Linked DNA regions of Homo sapiens: region 1 is linked to region 2. Evidence: read pairs that join two places in POLR2A ChIA-PET (ENCODE). Cell type or tissue: K562. All regions are shown on one strand. Each heading gives the region's core, and the rest is flanking DNA. Links, peaks and the distances in the headings are about the cores only. Region 1 has its middle 11 kb from the start of KDM7A-DT. Region 2 overlaps LOC107986854 (a long non-coding RNA gene).

Evidence for each region. Peaks named below come from ENCODE experiments on the same cell type or tissue, not always from the same donor. Only the 100,000 strongest peaks of a DNase experiment are listed, where the experiment ranks them.
Region 1: POLR2A ChIA-PET joins it to region 2 with 6 read pairs; 18 of 35 experiments call an interaction of 5 or more read pairs at or near these places.

The regions. Positions count from the first base shown.
Region 1 is chr7:140,187,260-140,190,170 of GRCh38, forward strand. No RefSeq gene overlaps it. Among named protein-coding and RNA genes, the nearest start is that of KDM7A-DT, 11 kb to the left of the region's middle. In K562, for the core only: no CTCF peak of the experiment used is centred there; no DNase peak of the experiment used is centred there.
Region 2 is chr7:140,240,518-140,243,428 of GRCh38, forward strand. The region is part of intron 1 of LOC107986854 (a long non-coding RNA gene); the gene reads left to right. It also overlaps the pseudogene RNU1-58P. Among named protein-coding and RNA genes, the nearest start is that of KDM7A-DT, 65 kb to the left of the region's middle. In K562, for the core only: no CTCF peak of the experiment used is centred there; DNase peaks (open chromatin) are centred at 1,644 and 2,224; H3K4me3 peaks cover 569 bases.

The sequences.
Region 1 (2,911 bases), core at 312-2,811, 53 kb before region 2:
TTGGCCAGGCAGGTCTCGAACTCTTGACCTCAGGTGATCCACCTGCCTCAGCCTCCCAAAGTGCTAGGATTACAGGCATCAGCCACTGCTCCCGGCCAATATTTTTAAAATTCAAAGAATCTCTTTCAAATGGAATCCAAATGATGAATAATTCTTTTTTTCTTTTCTTTTTTTTTTTTTTATTTTAGAGACAAGGTCTTGCTCTGTTGCTCAGGCTGGAGTGCAGTGGTGCAATCCCCCCACCTCAGCCTCCAGAGTAGCTGGAACTACAGGCTCGCACCACCATGCTCAGCTATTTTTTTTTTATTTTATATTTTTTTGTAGAGACGAGGGTCTCCCTGTGTTGCCCAGGCTGGTCTTAAACTACCAGCCTCAAGCGATCCTCCTGCCTCAGCCTCAAAAATTGCTGGGATTACACCCATAAGCCACTGTGCCCAGCCAAGTAATTCTTTTGTGACTTGAAAATTGCAACACTAAATATATATGTAATAACTTCAGATATTGCGCATTGTCTTTAAAATCCTCATATGTGTCTTACAAAGCTTTTTACCCATGGATAACTAATTTATGGCCTAATAAATCTATAGATTTAATTAAATTGTGAGTCCTATCTCTTCATTTTATTGCCTCACAGATTTATTCCTTTATAGGTTCTAATTAAGAAATTAAACCAAAAGGAATTCAAAGTTTTAACTTTATTTTCTAATTTGCACAAAAGCTGCAAAATACCACTAAATATTAATATATTTCTTCATAATGTAGGAGATAGAGTTCAGAATTCCCAACTATCTTTTGCTTAAGTACTTAAAAATCATCATTAATATATAGTCAGCCCTATTATTCAGGAGTAGTTATGAGAAAGAAGTTTATATTGCCATATGTTTGAGGAAGAATAGGTTTAAAGATATTTTAACGCGTGTATTGAAAAGGACAACTTTATCATGTAGTAACAAAGATAAGCTGGATTCATAGGATTTTATGGAAGTCTGTTTCAGGTAAGACACTGATGTCTCCAAGACAGGATGTCATGGAGAAAATGAAAGGCATGGCAGATCACTTGAATTCAGGAATCCAAGACCAGCCTGGCCAACACGGTGAAACCTCATCTCTACTAAAAATACAAAAATTAACCGGGCGGGGTGGGGGAGGTGGAGGTTGCAGTGAGCCGAGTTTGCACCACTGCACTCCAGCCTGGGCGACAGAGTGAGACTCTGTCTCAAACACACACACACACACACACACACACACACACACACACACACACGAAAGAAAAGGAGAAAGGAAAGAAAGGGAAGGGAAGGGAAGGGAGGGGAGGGGAGGGGAAGGGAAGGGAAGAAAGAAGCAAGAAAGCGAAAGAAAGAAAGAAAAAGCGAGGAAGCGAAAGAAAGAAAGAAAAGAGCAAGAAAGCAAAAGAGAAAGAAAGATAAAAAGGAAGGAAGGAAAGAAAGAAAGGGGAAGGGACAGAGGGAGGGGAGGGGAAGGAAGGAAGGAAGAAAGGAAAAAGAAAACAAAAGGCAAAAATCATTCTTGCTTTTTTTTTTTTTTTGAGATGGAGATTACAGGCGTGAGCCACCGCACGCAGCACTTTTGGGAGGCCGAGGAGGGCGGATCACGAGGTCGGGAGATGGAGACCATCCTGGCTAACACGGTGAAACCCCGTCTCTACTAAAAATACAAAAAAAAAAAAAAAGTTAGCCAGACTCGGTGGCGGACACCTGTAGTCTCAGCTACTCGGGAGACTGAGGCAGGAGAATGGCGTGAACCCGGGAGGCGCAGCTTGCAGTGAGCCAAGATCGCACGGCTGCAGTCCAGCCTGGGCGGCAGAGCAAGACTGCGTCTCAAAAAAAAAAAAAAAAAAAAAAAAAAGAAAGTGATTAGTAAAACAGCAAAGGGTTAAGCATGAGGTACACAGGGAGCTCTGAAGAGCCAAGAGTTTCAGAGGACTTAGAGAAAGGGACATTCTATCAAGAACAAATGCAGAATGGCAGCACAGACTTGTAGAAAAGGTGTCAGGAAGATGAAAGCCTAGGATGAGCTGGGCCTTGCCAAAATAAGTTAAGGACAACTAAAAGGACTCTTTAATCTATATTTAGAAAGAGAAGAAAGAACAAGAGAGGTGTAGGCATGATGCTTGGGGCAGATGGTGTGATACTGACAGATGACAAAGCAAAATTGCTCCATTTCTATTTTGTTTTCATCTCTCTTATCATTGGACGTCTTTGAGCTAGAAAATACTCTGTACCAAAAAAGATGGACATGTGACTGAGTATTGATTTGACCCATTTATTTGTAGCAGGATTAGGCAGACTAGAAAAGTTCTCTATTTGAAATTAGACAAGGCCGGGCACAGTGACTCACACCTGTAATCCCAGCACTTTGGGAGGGCAAGGCAGGTGGATCACCTGAGGTCAGGAGTTCAAGACCAGTTTGGCCAACATGGTGAAACCCCGTCTCTACTAAAAATACAAAAATTAGCCAAGTGTGGTGGTAAACGCCTGTAATCCCAGCTACTAGGGAGGCTGAGGCAGGAGAATCACTTCAACTTGGGACATGGAAGTTGCAGTGAGCCGAGGTCACGCCACTGCACTCCAGCCTGGGTGACAGAGCAAGACTCTGTCTCAAAAAGAAAAAAATTAGACCAATTTGCTGAATGAGGCCAAAGGGAAGTATCAAAGTATGGGAGAAGTGGAGGCAGGTGGGGCTGGAGAGTCAGACCCAGGGGCAGATGCATGGAGAAGGGTAAGTCTGTCACAAAAAGGGGGAAAAAACAAACAAACAACAAAAAAAAAACCATTGTCCAAAGGAAATGGTAAAACCAGATGACAATGCAGAAAAAGCTGTGTTGGCAATGGGACCAGGGACAATATAATAGAGAATGGAAAATAGAGCTAGTATTCTGTGCCAGGAACTC
Region 2 (2,911 bases), core at 165-2,664:
CACCGTCCACTCCAGCCCAGACACCACAGCCTTAAGGTCCAATTCCTTAAGTTTCCATTCCTTTGATCCTTTGGGATATGGGGGTGGGGAGCTGAAAACAGCCCTTAGGGCCAGAGGATGTGGGAGCACAGGAAGAGGTCCTAGAAGTTTCCTTGTCCACATTCCTCACTTTACTGAGGGGAAACCCCAGACCCAGAGAGCTCCAAGCTTGGACAACCCCTTTTATGGAGGGTGAACTGTAGTGTTTTGGGGAATCATCACTACTGAGGAATGGAGTCAGCGCAGGGCTTTTATTTTTATTTATTTAATTAATTTATTTATTTAGAGACAGAGTTTCCCTCTTGTTGCCCAGGCTGGAGTGCAATGGTGTGATCTCGGCTCACTGCAGCCTCCACCTCCCGGGTTCAAGCAATGCTCCTGCCTCAGCCTCCCAAGTGGCTGGGATTACAGGCACCCGCCACCATGCCCAGCTAATTTTGTATTTTTAGTAGAGACAGGGTTTCTACTAAACCTGTCTACTAGTAGAGACAGGGTTTCGGTTACACCTAGGCTAATAACCATTGCGCTCTGGATGGGCTGACCCTCACCGTGTTGGTCAGTCTGATCTCAAACTCCCGATCTCAGGAGATCCGCCCACCTTGGCCTCCCAAAGTGCTGGGATTACAGGCGTGAGCCACCGCGCTCAGCCAACTGCAGGGCTTTTAAATCTCAGCCTAGATGAGGGCTTGTATGTGCACGTGTGTGTTTGGTATGTGTGCATGTACATGGTTCGTGTGTACATGCATGTGGCATGTGTGCACATGTGTATGGTATGTGTGCGCCTGTGGGTGCACATGTATGTACGTGTATGGTGTGCATGCATGTGTGTGTGCATGTATGTAGATGTGTGCATGTGTGCAGTCTCCATTTTGGAAGTTCACATCTTTTGAATTTTTTTTTTTTTTTTTTGAGAGAGTGTCGCCCAGGCTGGGCTGGAGTGCAGTGGCGTGATCTCGACTTCACTGCAATCTCCACCTCCTGGGTTCAAGCGATTCTCCTGCCTCAGCCTCTCAAGTAGCTGGGATTACAGGTGCCTGCCACCACACCGGGCTAATTTTTTATATTTTTGGTAGAGAAGGGGTTTCACCATGTTGGCCAGGCTGATCTCGAACTCCTGACCTCAAGTGATCCGCTCACCTTGGCCTCCCAAAGTGCTGACATTACAGGCTGACACCATGCCCCGGCCCCTTCTTTTGAATTTTGAGTGACCACAGGCATTGATGATAGAATGTGAATACATTTGATTTGTATTCATATGGAGGGAAAGTGCCTCTGACCTGTCCCCATGGAAGGAAAATAAGATTGGCCTGGAGATACTTACCTTGTGGGGGAGATAACAGGATCACAGAAATGATTTTCCCAGGGCAAGCCTCATCCATTGCACTCTGGATGGGCTGACCCTCACAATTTCCCCAAACGTGGGACCTCAACTGCATAATTTGTGGTAATGGGGGACTGTGTTTATGCTTTCCCCTACTAATGAAGGACAAGAAAAAGGAGACTGTCCTGGAGAGATGAGGACTGAGAAACCCAACCCAGCCCCTGGCTCCAAGGAGTCCCGGCCCAGCCCTGGAGACAGCCCTTATCAGCTGCCATCCCAGCTTCCTGTTTTTCAGTGGGCTGGGGACTGGGGCTGAAGGAACATCTGCTTCTGTTTATTCTTCCCCTTTATCTTAATGGGTTCCCTGAGATGGCTCCCTGGGCCACCTCTCACCACTGCTCTGCGTACTCAGGTAGGTAGTGCTCCCTGCCCTGGCTAAGACCCAGGAAGGGAAGGGGGAAGCATGGAGAGGCCAGAGACTTGGTGCCCTGGGATTAAAGCTAGTTACTAAACAGGTCTGGGACTTAAAACTGGACCCTAAAGTCAATGTAGAGAAGGGGAAAAAAGAATACAAGGCAAAAGACTGTCCTCCTAAGAGTGAAAGCAGGAAATGGGCAGGTTGCTGGGGGCAATCTTAGCTGCTAAGAGAAATATAATTACTTTTCAATTTCGGTTACACCTAGGCTAATAACCACAACTGGAAATTCTTGTTGGGAGAAGGAAGTTTTTTCTCATTAAGAGATAATAGAAAGTCATTCACCCTTGAACCTAGAACAGTCAACTTCAAACTGAAAGAACTTGACTCAGCTAGGGCCTCTGCTAGCCTGCAGTGCTTATCTGCACCTCTGTGCAGATTAGAAAAAGGTGCTCCTCTGTCCAAGCAGTCACAGCCCCCAGTTTGGCAAGTGTCCCCCTCCCTATCCCCTTCCCCAGCACCCTATGACAACGACAACTTGGCATAGTTACATTATCATAGCAGCTTTCTCTTCTCCCCTACTAACACTTTCATTACCCTGGACAGCTTAAGCTCTGAATGGACTGTCCCAGAAGCACAGAAAAGACTTGTAGGTGAGAAGCTGGAAGGGCATTCAACATTCCCTTGGTCCAAAGTCCCTGCTCCAATTCACTTCATGATAAGGCTTCTGGCTGAGTTGTAAGAAAGCTTTCTCCTCATATTCTGGGTCGATCAAGATCATTCTAAACTATGATTACTGGCAATTTAGAATTAATGAGAAAGGACAGAGCAAGACTCTGTCTCAAAAAAAAAAAAAAAAAAAAAAGGCAGACGCGGTGGCTCACATCTGTAATCCTAGCACTTTGAGAGGCCAAGGCAGGCAGATCACCTGAGGTCAGGAGTTCAAGACCAGCCTGGCTAACATGGCGAAACCCCATCTCTACTAAAACTACAAAAATTAGCTGGGCGTGGTGGCTCATGCTACTCAGGAGGCTGAGACAGGAGAATCGCTTGAACCAAGGAGGCAGAGATTGCAGTGAGCTGAGATCTTCCCACTGCACTCCAGCCTGGGCAACAGAGTGAGACTCTATCTCAAA